Linked DNA regions of Homo sapiens: region 1 is linked to region 2. Evidence: chromatin contacts called from ENCODE Hi-C or POLR2A ChIA-PET data. All regions are on one chromosome and are shown on one strand. The core of a region is the stretch at or near the end of the contact, and the rest is flanking DNA. Distances in the headings are between cores, read along the strand shown.

Region 1 (5,669 bases), core at 3,150-5,649, 370 kb after region 2:
AGTAAGTGGTAATGTTCTGTACAAAAGTTAAATTAAGCAGAAAGAGGTGGTCAGAAAGGTGTGAGGGCAGAGAGGTAAGTCAGCTGAAACTGACAAGCCCGGGAGCCGCTTTCTAGGAAGACAACGCATGTGCTGAGGCCTGGGTGTTGAGCAGATGCCAGCTCCCTGAGGACCAGGAAGAAACTGGGCAGGGGGCTCATGTGAAGGTACTGAGGGCACATGAGGCTGGCAAGCTTGAAGACTAGAAAGGAGATGAGGGAGGCTGGTGTGTGGTTTGCAGAGAGTGCAGGAGGTGAGGTTGGAAGGAGGCGGTGGCTGGGCCACCTCCAGCTTGTGAGCCAGTGAGAGGATGTGTGTTCTAAAGAGCAATGGAAGGATTAAGCAGGGCAGTGACGTTCTCTAACTTACATTTTTAAAAGATAAGGGTGACTACTGGTAGAGGTCCAGTTGTGGAGGAGCAAGAATGAAAGCCAGAGAGACCTGTGGTTGAGAGGCTGTTGAAATAGTGCAGGCAGGAGGTGACCGTGGCCTGGATAGGGTGGAGCTTGTAGTGGCCATGGAGAGATGCAAGGGCAGGGCTGGGTTATGTTGTGGAGAGGAGGTAGAGTGTGCAGTGATTTGCACTGGTGGGGCTGGAGGAAAGCAGAATTAAGGACAATGCATCTGGATGGATGTTGGTGTGCTTGACAGAGATGGGGAAGAATGAGGAAGGAACAGTTTGAGGGGAGATTTGGTTTGGAAATGTGGTTGTAGTGCCTTTCAGCAGAGATTATGGAGCAGTCCAGGGCTAGAGATAAAAATGGGAGCCAACATCTAAAGAGTATTTTAGATCACGTGACTGGTGAGATTACTTAGAGGGTATAGATTCAGAAAAGAAATGGTCCCAAGCAGGAGCCCTGAAGCACCCCAGGATTTAGAAGTTGAACAGAAGAGAGGTCAGCAGTAAAAGGAACAAGGAGTGGCTAGTGAGGGGCAGGGACGGGCCAGCTAAGAAAGCAGGTGTTTCCAGCCCTGTCTTGGGGCCCTGTCCTGACAGAGGCAGGACATGTTGGGAAAGAAACATGTTTTCAGTGGCATGTTGGGAAAGAAACCCGCCTGCAGGGGTGGGGCTGTGGTATCCAAAACAATTTTAAGAAGGAAGATACTAGAACATGTTTGTATGAGAATGGACCTATAGCTAGGATGGAATTGACAGTGGCAATGAGAGGGAGTACTTACAGGATTCCATTTGGAGAAGGCCCAGGAAGTGCACTCATGGGCACAAGTGGAAGGGCTGGTCTTTCCTAGGAACAGGGCACCCCCTGTTGGAGTAGAAGGTGTGAATGCAGGTGGCCTAGTGGATTTGCAGTAGGAAAATGAAGGGCTTGCCATCTAATTGCATCTTTTTTTTTTTTTTTTTGAGACAGAGTCTTGCTCTGTCGCCCAGGCTGGAGTGCAGTGGCACGATCTCAGCTCATTGCAACCTCTGTCTCCCAGGTTCAAGCGATTCTCCTGCCTCAGCCTCTGGAGTAGCTGGGATTACAGGTGCGTGCCACCATGCCCAGCTAATTTTTGTATTTTTAGTAGAGACGGGGTTTCACCATGTTGGTCAGGCTGGTCTCGAACACCTGATGTCATGATCCACCTGCCTTGGCCTCCCAAAGTGACGGGATTACAAGCGTGAGCCAATGCGCCCAGCCTGCTTCTATTTTCTTAATCAGAAACAGGCTCTTGGCAGGTTATCAGCCACGAGTGAGGGAGTCAGAGGGAAGATGGGAGATTTGAAGAGAAAGGAGAATGATGAAGTAGCAATTTAAAGTATTGGGAAAATGTGTGTACTGAAGACTTTTGGAGGAATTTAGGGGCACTCCAGTGCCCATTTGAGATGTGTGGTCGTGAGTTAAATAAACCTGGCATTATTCAGCCACTTGGGTGCGTGTATGGATAGATGGAGAGTTGGGTTTGAATAAGGTGCGGTGTCACTGAGAGTAGGTGGGGCCAGAGAGTTCTGGTGAGCGCAGAGAGAAGCTGTGGACAACAGACAGGGAACAAAGGGTCAGGCCACTGGGTGCAAGCCTACTGCATGAAGTTCCTGGAGCCAGTTAACTGGAAGGGGAGGGAGCACCCGGTGTCCAAGAATGGGTTGCTTAACACAGATTTGGGAGGGAGCACAGTTTCTGGGGGTGATAGAGCTAGAGTGTGGCCATGGAAACAGTGATGATGACAGAAGAGAGAGGTGAACCTGGGTGGAGGGAGGGCATAAGGAACCCAAGCCAGCATGGAAGCCAGGAAGTAAAGACAAACAGGGCCACATTAGTAGGACAAAGATTGAAAGAGGACTGGAGGTCCTGAGGGAGCAAAGAAAAGGTTCCATAGGATTAACAGAGCAGAAAGCTGGAACAGGATGTTTTGGTTAAAGGCTAGAGTTTCACTCAAGATGGACAGATTGCTTACAGACTTCTGGACTTGCATAGGTTGGTGTTGTCAGTGGAGGCGGAGGCAATGTTTATTTAGCTTTGTAATTTAGAACACTGTTGTATTCTTTCTTACGGCTTTAGATTGTCATACAGGGATTTTCTAAGCCAGGGGTCCCCAACCTGTGGGCCACAGATGGGTACCAGTCCATGGCCTGTTAGGAACCAAGGCCACACAGCATGAGGTGAGTGGTGGGAAGAAAGCCAGTGAAGCTTCATCTATTTATAGCTGCTCCCCATTGCTTGCATTACCTCCTGAGCTCCACCTCCTTTCAGATCAGCGGCGGCATTAGATTCTCGTAGGGGCGTGAACCCTGTTGTAAACTGTACACGCAAGGGATCTAGGTTGCACGCTCCTTATGCGAATCTAATGCCTGATGATCTGTTACTGTCTCCCAACACCTCCAGATGGGACCACCTAGTTGCAGGAAAACAAGCTCAGGGCTCCCACTGATTCTACATTATGGTAAGTTGTATAATTATTTCATTATATATTACAATGTAATAATAATAGAAATAAAGTGCACAATTTAAGTGTAATGCACTTGAATCATCCCAAAAACCATCACCCCTGCCCCCAGTCTGTGGAAAAATTGTCTTCCACAAAACTGGTCCCTGCTGCCAAAAAGGTTGGGGACCACTGTTCTAAGCAAAGGCTTCCTGGCTTCCATTTTATTATGGAAAATTTCAAATGAACTCAAAAGTAGAGAAAAAAACAAAATGTACTCCTATGGGCCTGTCACCACACGAGTTGAACCCAGGTTAAGAAACCGTGAGCTTTTTGCTGTTCTTATTTTGTCTACCCTCTCTACTTTTTTGTTCACACAAGAAGCCAGTTTATTACTTGAGTTGGGTTTTGTTGAATGACCACAGGTCACATACTCGGTGCTGGCAGTCTTACCATAACATGCAGTCAGCATTTTTGAAAACAATGTAAATATATAATACAGTTGTCTATCTTTTAGTTTCCAAAGTTTGTTACTTCACATTTTGACTGGATGATAATTTATAGAATGTGTGTGTGTGTGTGTGTGTGTGTGTGTGTGTGTGTGTGTGAGAGATAGGCCAGCATGTCTGTATTATCCTCATTATATAAAAAGAAAACAGATGCAAAGTAGTGTTAGGTGACATGTTGGCCTGAAGTTCCAAGATTAAGTGGGAATACATTTTAAAGTTCCCTCTTTGCTGTTCCCTTCTCTTGGGAATGTTCTTCATTCATACAGCATCTGCCCTCCATCTCACATCCCCCGTCTTTCTAAAGGCATCACTGGCCCATCCCTACAACAAGCTGTCTCCATGCCAGCCCCAAGTGCTAGTAAGACATTGTCCTATACCTCCCTGGTACTGGGCTCTGCACCAGTGTGCCCTTCTGCGTACTCTTTTCTTCACCAGCCTGGCAGTGGGATGTTAGTTGCTGGGCGGCGCTATTCTCTTCCTCAGTTGGTGGTGACAGCTGGGTCCCTGTGCCTCTGCAGTTCTTGCACGGAGGTCATAGCCTTGCGCAGAGCAACACAGACGAGGCACTTGGCCTCCTGCTTAGTAGTCGGCATCTGCTGGCTGAACACTGTGGACATAATCTGATGTCAAGGCTGAATGGCTGCTAATTCCTTTAGGAGTGTAACTGGATTTTTCTCTCCTGCCCAGTCAAGGTGATTAGTCTTTATTTCATATCCAGCCTGTGTTGAATATAATCCAGTTCATAGTCCACTTTGTGGAACATCGATTGTAGCTTACCAACCTCTACCTCCATGTAAATAGTTGGCATTCCTCTGATGCTCTGGTCATCCCATTAGGGCTGCTGCAACCAACTCCTGCAGCCTCGGCCCTATGCTGGAGTGGTAGTCTCCCCTTCATGCAGCGGGTTCGCCTCTTCTGCCGCTAGAGTGAGGAACTTTTGGTCTGAACAGCCTTCAAGGGAAACCAGCTTCATTCTCCCAGCCTGTTAGTCCTGTACCCCCGTCTTCAGGTTCCCCTTTCTTATGCCGTGACCCAGAGCACGTGTTCTCTCAGGATATGGTTCTTGTATTTAAGACTCAGTTTTTGACTTCCTTGAATCTTAGCATCAGTTCTTTATTAGCTAGTTGCCCTCAATTTTAATTGTACTGAAATATTAGTACTGATTCAGTATTCTGTGGTATCACAAACTACAGGGAGAGAGGAAAGGCTCCTTTTCATGAAAGGTGAGGATTTGAGGTAGATGGGCTAAATTTTAAGCTTTCGTTTTCTTGGTTTTCAACTGCACTGTCATTTTGTTGTTTGAGTTCTCCTCCAGTGTGAGTCGAGTGCACAGGATGCTGGGGGCGTTCCTGAGCTTGCAGGTGCAGGCTCTGAGTTTGTCCTTGGCAGCCTTCCTCCTCAGGTCAGAAAGAGGGACTTGCAGTCATGTGGGATGTCCCCTTGAAAGCCCCAGTAGGACGTTGATTTTGAGACATAAGGGGGAGTCTGGAGTGAGAGATAGCCTTGGGAACGTGGTGTGTTCAGGATCTGTGAGCTCTGTGGGGTTCCATAACCTGTATCTGCCTCTGGATTTACAGCTGCCTCTATCTGTGTGGAAGAGTTGGGTGGGGGCTGTGTTAGGCGAGTCTGTACTGGAGATCCTTGCTGTGTGTTGGCCTTTCTGTTCTTTGGTTGGTCACGTGGAAAATTTGCCGGAGTTTCTTTTATCTTTCTTTTTCCTACAGAATGCACCTTAACCCCTCTCATCCCCCCACCGTGCAGTGAGACTTACAGACAGGTCTGAGAATTTTATCTGGAAGGAATGGCAGTGCCTGATGCCTGAAGAAGAACTCTAGTGGGAGGTCATGTTGGACTCCCCTGTCAGGGACCTTGGTATTGAACTGTTGCCCTTCTGAGCAGAGTTGGACTCTCCTGAGGCTAGGCTGGCGGAGTACCCTAACCCTGGCAGCTTGATTCCTGGAGGGGGCTCTGGAAGACACCCCTGCTGGGGTTAGCTTGCCAGGCAAAAGAGCAGAGCGCAGTGCTGCTGCCTTTGTCTTTTGCTTGTCGCTGCCCTGCAGCCACTGCCTTCGCCTGCAGCCACTGCCTTTGCCTGCTGTCCAGAGGCCTCTTCCTGTGTTCATTCTCCTGTGCTCAGGATTGACTGGGGAAATGAGAGCCGTTTCGGGGATTATATTCGTTTCAGTCACAGTTGCCCCTCTATGCGGTGGTCCTGGGATTAGTTTGCCATTGCCAGAAGAGCAGGAAAGGAATATCTTA
Region 2 (5,769 bases), core at 329-2,828:
ATACAAAAAAATTAGCCGGACAAGGTGGTGCACACCTATAATCCCAGCTACTCAGGAGGCCAAGGCAGGAGAATTGCTTGAACCCAGGAGGCGGAGGTTGCAGTGAGCCAAGATCTCGCCACTGCACTCCAGCCTGGGTGACAGAGTGAGGCTCCGTCTCTTTAAAAAAAAAAAAAAAGAAAAGAAAAAAAAGACTATCCTAAGTCCCAGAGTGTTAACAGATGACTCTCTATATACCTTTATCTCTCTTCAAGAACTCCAGCAACGTCCGGATGGCAGCCACTGCTGAGGCCATGTCAGGATCTTCTTTCATCTGAGACTTAAAGTATTCAATTAACTCTGGAAAAAGGGAAAAAAGTGATTCACCTAATTCATTTAGCAGCCTATAAGGCAAGAGAGCTTGTTAATGACTGTTGACTTTAAGAAGCAAACAATTTAAAAAATACTTTCTTTTTAGGGTATTTGGTTTCAGGGATGCAATAAATGTTGATGGGAATAGAGAAAATACCACTTTGCTGTTTGCAAGAGCTCTTTTTTATTTTGAAAAAGCTACTGGTGGCCGGGCGCGGTGGCTCACGCCTGTAATCCCAGCACTTTGGGAGTCCGAGGCGGGCGGATCACGAGGTCAGGAGATCGAGACCATCCCGGCTAAAACGGTGAAACCCCGTCTCTACTAAAAATACAAAAAATTAGCCGGGCGTAGTGGCGGGCGCCTGTAGTCCCAGCTACTTGGGAGGCTGAGGCAGGAGAATGGCGTGAACCCGGGAGGCGGAGCTTGCAGTGAGCCGAGACTGCGCCACTGCACTCCAGCCTGGGTGACAGAGCGAGACTCCGTCTCAAAAAAAAAAAAAAAAAAGCTACTGGTGTGCAAGGCCTAAAAATTAAGCCCGAGTAAATGATGATGAAAAGTCATTCTCTCTTCAGCCTCTTTGGTCCTAAAATCTGAGAGGATCCCAGAGTCAACCATCTTGCCAATTTCTCCTGCACCCCTCCAGACAGTCTATGCTAATACATGTCTATTCACATACACATATATGTTACAAATATTATACATGGAGTTCCACCCACTCCCCTTTATTTCTTTACATGAAAAGTGTATTAGTTTGCCCTTGTTTTTCACTTAATAACCATACTAGATGAGCACATCAAATATGCCTTATTCATTCTAATTTTAATGACAGATCCAACAAGGCAGGAAGGAGACTGGCACTGGGAAGGAGCGTATGTGTGGGAGGGATGCCTGCAGATACTGCCAGGGCGCATCCCTGAAAACAAGAGCAGCGCGAGGGATTTAGTTGTGACTCTGGAAACACAACCAGCGGAGCAGCCTGAAATTCAAAAGAAATCTCTTCGGGAGCTCAGCCTGGATGTGAGAGGTTGGGGGGACCCCTGAACGGCGCTGCTGTAGCCTAGCAGCCCTGGCCTGTCTTGATTTACCCTTGTCGTCCATGGCGTCCTCCTGCTGCGGAGCCCCAGGGGACCCGAGCCGCCCGCGCTGTCTCGAACGGGTCCGCCGGCCGCGCCGCCTGCGAGCCAGTCTGACAGCGCGCTGCACACCTCCGCACCCCACTTCCGGCGCACTTCCGTACCCCTCTTCCGGCGCACTCCCCGCACTCCACTTCCGCAGATTAGGGGGCTGGCACGAGTCACAGCACCTCGTGCGTCACTTGGCGGCGCCGGACGTTGGGCTGCGCAGGATTTGAGACGCTCCCCTGACCACCACTTGCTCTGCGCTGAGGTGCTGGGACAGCCATGGTTTCAGACGGTGAGGACCCTGCAGGGCGGGACTTCGACTCCGGGGCTCGGCTGTCTCGGTCCGGCTACGACTGGCCAGATGGAATGTGTCTTTTGGGCTGGATAGAATCCGTTTGGTCTTTAGAGGAGTAGCCAAGGCATTCAGTCATTCATTCAGTAAATAGTTTTGGATCGCCTCCTGTGTACAGGCATTATTTTCTGGATTTTAGCAGAGATCGTGACAGACAGGGGCCTTAGTGGAGGTTACAGTCTACTGGGTGAAACAGATGACAATAAATAAAAATAATTTCGGCCGGGTCGCACCCCGGTGGATTAGGCCTGTAATCCCAGCACTTTGGGAGGCCGAGGAGGGAGAATCGCTTGAAGCCGGGAGTTCGAGACCTGCCTGGGCAACACAGCCAGACCCCATCTCTACAAAAAAAATGAAATATTAGCCGGGCGTGGTAGCGCGTGTCTGTGGTCCCAGCTACGCGGGAGGCTGAGGCGGGAGAATCACTTGAGCCCAGGAATTCGAGGCTTCAGTGAGCTATTATGGCAGTACTGCACCCAGCATGGCCGACAGGGCATGACCTCGTCAATAAAAAATTAAAAAATAAATTATTTTTCAAAGGATGAAAAGAGCTATGAAGATGATGTAACAGTACGGTCCTAGTTACAATAGTACATTGTGACTAGGATTGAGGAGGAGCTGTTTTAGATAGGGGCCTAGGAAAAGTGCAGGATATTGAAACCGACTTGAATGATTATGTGAAGTTCTGGGGGAAGTGCACTTTAAGTGCATGGGCCCTGTGGCAGATTGAGCCACCAAGTTACACTGAGAAGGGAGAAATGGAGAGCTTGCGGGTAGAGGATGGTGGGGAGACTCATTCATACATTAAACTACCACATACAGAGTCAGATGTCTTGAAGATTTAAAAGGAGGCTAGAGGGATGAGATCAGAGAACCAGCCAGTTTCAGGTCATGCAGGGCCTTATTGGCCGTGATAGAGAAGTTGGCCTTTATTTTTAGGTGCAATACAAAGACATTGTAGAGTTTTAAGCCAGAAAGTGTTATGATCTGGTTTGCAATTTTAAAAGATCACTGTGGCTGTTGTGTGGAAAATGGACTGTGGGGAGCAAGAATAGAGATAGGGGAGTCCTTTCAGGAACTGTAATAATTGTCCATCCTCTCTTAATTGATGTGAAACCATACCACAACCCTGTGAGGGAGGCAGGCCTGGCATTGCTCCTGTCTACAAATGAGGTAGCGAACTAAAGAAGGAAATTCACAGGGTCATTGCATGTGTATAGATGCACACCTTTCTTTACAGGCAACGCTTTTTCTGTCTGGCAGACACAGTTGTATTAAGTGCTTCTGTCCTAGGTGCTTTGTTGTGTGATTTACACATTTTTTTGTTTTGTTTTTCTATTAAAAAAGAAAAAAAGTGGCTGGGCACAGTGGCTCACGCCTGTAATCCCAGCATTTTGGAAGGCCAAGGTGGGTGGATCACTTGAGGTCGGGAGTTCGAGACCAGCCTGGCCAACATGGTGAAACCCCGTCTCTGCTCAAAATACAAAAAAATTAACCGGACAAGGTGGCGCACACCTATAATCCCAGCTACTCAGGAGGCTGAGGCAGGAAAATTGCTTGAACCCAGGAGGCAGAGGTTGCAGTGAGCCAAGATCGTGCCACTGCACTCCAGCTTGGGCGACAGAGCAAGTCTCCGTCGCAAAAAAAAAAAAAAAAAAAAGGTAGAGATAAGGTCTCACTGTTTTGCCCAGGCTGGTCTCAAACTCCTGGGCTGAAGCAATCTTCCTGCCTCGACCTCCCAAAGTGTTGGGATTACAGGCGTGAGCCACTACACCAGTTCTGATTTACACACATTATTTTATCCTAGGATTAGCAAATTCCATCATTTTTTAAGAAGTCCACAGTCTTAAGTGGGCAGGACTGGGACGAGAGATCAGAAGCACAACTAACTGTAAAATAAAATAGTAAGTGCTAAGTGTCATTAGAAGAGAGAGCTGTGGGTTGTCAGAGGTGGGCAGTGGGGCAGTGAAGAGCCACAGTCTTTATAGTCAAGCAGATCTGTCTTTAGAACAGGGCTTTGGCCTTGCCACTTGTTAGCAGGCCATATGTGACTTAGGACAAGTTACTTTCATTTGCAGAATACGAATACCATATATCATATTTCAGCTAATCTAAGATAATATTGATTATGAGATGTGCCCTTATTTAATATACCATTAAGAAAGAAAAAATGCTGCTAATCTTAATGATAAAGATACCATCCAGATGTCAACAACTATTCAATGTAAAAAACAAGGGGTGGGGGTCATCTTATAATTGATGAAAAATGGCAGGAAAATGTCCTTTGCTGGGTGGTTGTCAGGGTGGAATGGGATTTTGGGATTGCAGATTCCGGTGCTTAGTGCAGAGGAGGCTGGCATTCCTTCTGCTCTGAGATAGGGGAGTCATGAAGAAGAAAGAGTTTGCGCTGGTTTGGGGCTTTGAGGAGTAATTGGGATTTGAATACACAGAAATCAAAGATGGGGTAGAGATTCTCCTAATGTAGAAGACAGGACTGCAGGAAGCAAAGTACGGAGGGAGGAAAGGCATTACTGCTCTTTGCTATTAAATGAGCATCCTAGAGCCGGGCACGGCGGCACATGCCTGTAATCCCAACACTTTAGGAGGCTGAGGTGGGAGGATCACTTGAGCCCAGGAGTTCGAGACCAGCCTAGGCAACAAAGTGAGACCCTGTCTCTACAAAAATTTAAAAATTAGCCAAGTGGCTGGGTGTGGTGGCTCATGCCTGTAATCCCAGCACTTTGGGAGGCCAAGGCGGGCAGATCACCTGAGGTCGGGAGTTCGAGACCAGCCTAACCAACGTGGAGAAACTCTGTCTCTACTGAAAATACAAAATTAGCTGGGCGTGGTGGTGCATGCCTGTAATCCCGGCTACTCAGGAGGCTGAGGCAGGAGAATCGCTTGATCCCGGGAGGCGGAGGTTGCGGTGAGCCGAGATCGCGCCATTACACTCCACCCTGGGCAACAAGAGCAAAACTCCGTCTCAAAAAAAAAAAATAATAATTAGCTGGATGTGGTAGTGCACGCCTGTTGTCCCAGCTGTGTGGGAGACTGAGACAGGAAGATCACTTGAGCCCAGGAGGTCAAGGCTGCAGTGAGCTATATTCGTGGCACTGTACTCCAACCTTGAGACCTTGTCTCAAAAATTTGTTTAAAAATACATAAATAAATAAATGAGCATCCTGGGCCTTTCATAACAGTGTATACTCACAGGTTTGTATGTCTGTCTGTCACCTCAATTAGAGTATAGTCTCTTTGAGGGGTTGGACCCAGTATCCCCAACACCTAACACTGGTAGTGTGAAAGTTTGTTGAAGGATTAATGTGTTTGGGGTGGTGCGTGCATGTAGTCCTTACTACTGGGGAGGCTGATGCAGGAGGATCACAAGCCCAGGATTTCAAGACCAGCCTGGGCAATTTATTGAGACCCCCCCATCTCTTAAAAAAAACCCAAAAAACAAAAATCCAAATGAATGATTAATGTGTTGTGGTAGCCTGTTTAGTTTAGAGAATAGAATTCCTCTTAACAGTAAAATCTTGACGTAGGAATTGCTTTTCCCTCTGTTTTTTAACTTTTTTTTTTTTTTTTGAGACAGAGTCCCACTCTGTCACCCAGGCTGGAGTGCAGTGGCAAGATCTCAGCTCACTGCAACCTCTGCCTGCCAGGTTCAAGTGATTCTCCTGCCTCAGCCTCCCGAGTAGCTGGAATTACAGGTGTGCACCACCATGCCCGGCTAATATTTTGTATTTTTAGTAGGGACGGGGTTTTGCCATATTGGCTAGGCTGGTCTTGAACTCCTGACCTCAGTGATCTGCCCACCTCAGCCTCCCAAAGGGCTGGGATGGGCGCCCAGCCTGGTTTTTTTACCTTTTAAAAAGTGACTCTTAATTACGATTGGCCTTGCTGCTACATGATTTGATGAGTACGGGCCAAATTGACAGCTA

What was found. A loop is a pair of places that touch in the nucleus more often than their neighbours do. ChIA-PET counts read pairs that join two places held with the same protein, here RNA polymerase II (POLR2A). Pooled maps may share reads with other maps.
Region 1: a loop to region 2 is called in a pooled map, with 2.3 times the contacts of the local background. The contact joins the enhancer-like site here to the promoter of EIF2B1 in region 2. A Hi-C loop is called at or near these places in 1 of 50 pooled maps. POLR2A ChIA-PET finds 5 or more read pairs at or near these places in 2 of 52 experiments (H1 and IMR-90).

Annotation. Positions count from the first base shown.
Region 1 is chr12:124,002,017-124,007,685 of GRCh38, forward strand. The region is part of intron 2 of ZNF664-RFLNA (ZNF664-RFLNA readthrough); the gene reads left to right. All of the region lies in intron 3 of ZNF664 (zinc finger protein 664), which reads left to right. Among named protein-coding and RNA genes, the nearest start is that of ZNF664-RFLNA, 32 kb to the left of the region's middle. RefSeq lists enhancers at 4,599-4,648, 4,669-4,728, 4,949-5,008. Within about 2 kb of position 4,400, at least 7 of the 41 ENCODE cell types and tissues checked have a DNase peak (open chromatin) inside an H3K27ac peak, as active enhancers do.
Region 2 is chr12:123,632,108-123,637,876 of GRCh38, forward strand. It overlaps EIF2B1 (eukaryotic translation initiation factor 2B subunit alpha), which reads right to left and starts at 1,579. Exons shown (of 9, transcript NM_001414.4): 1 at 1,438-1,579; 2 at 238-339. The coding sequence starts at 1,450. It overlaps GTF2H3 (general transcription factor IIH subunit 3), which reads left to right and starts at 1,722. Exons shown (of 13, transcript NM_001516.5): 1 at 1,722-1,765. The coding sequence starts at 1,753. RefSeq lists an enhancer at 1,606-1,795.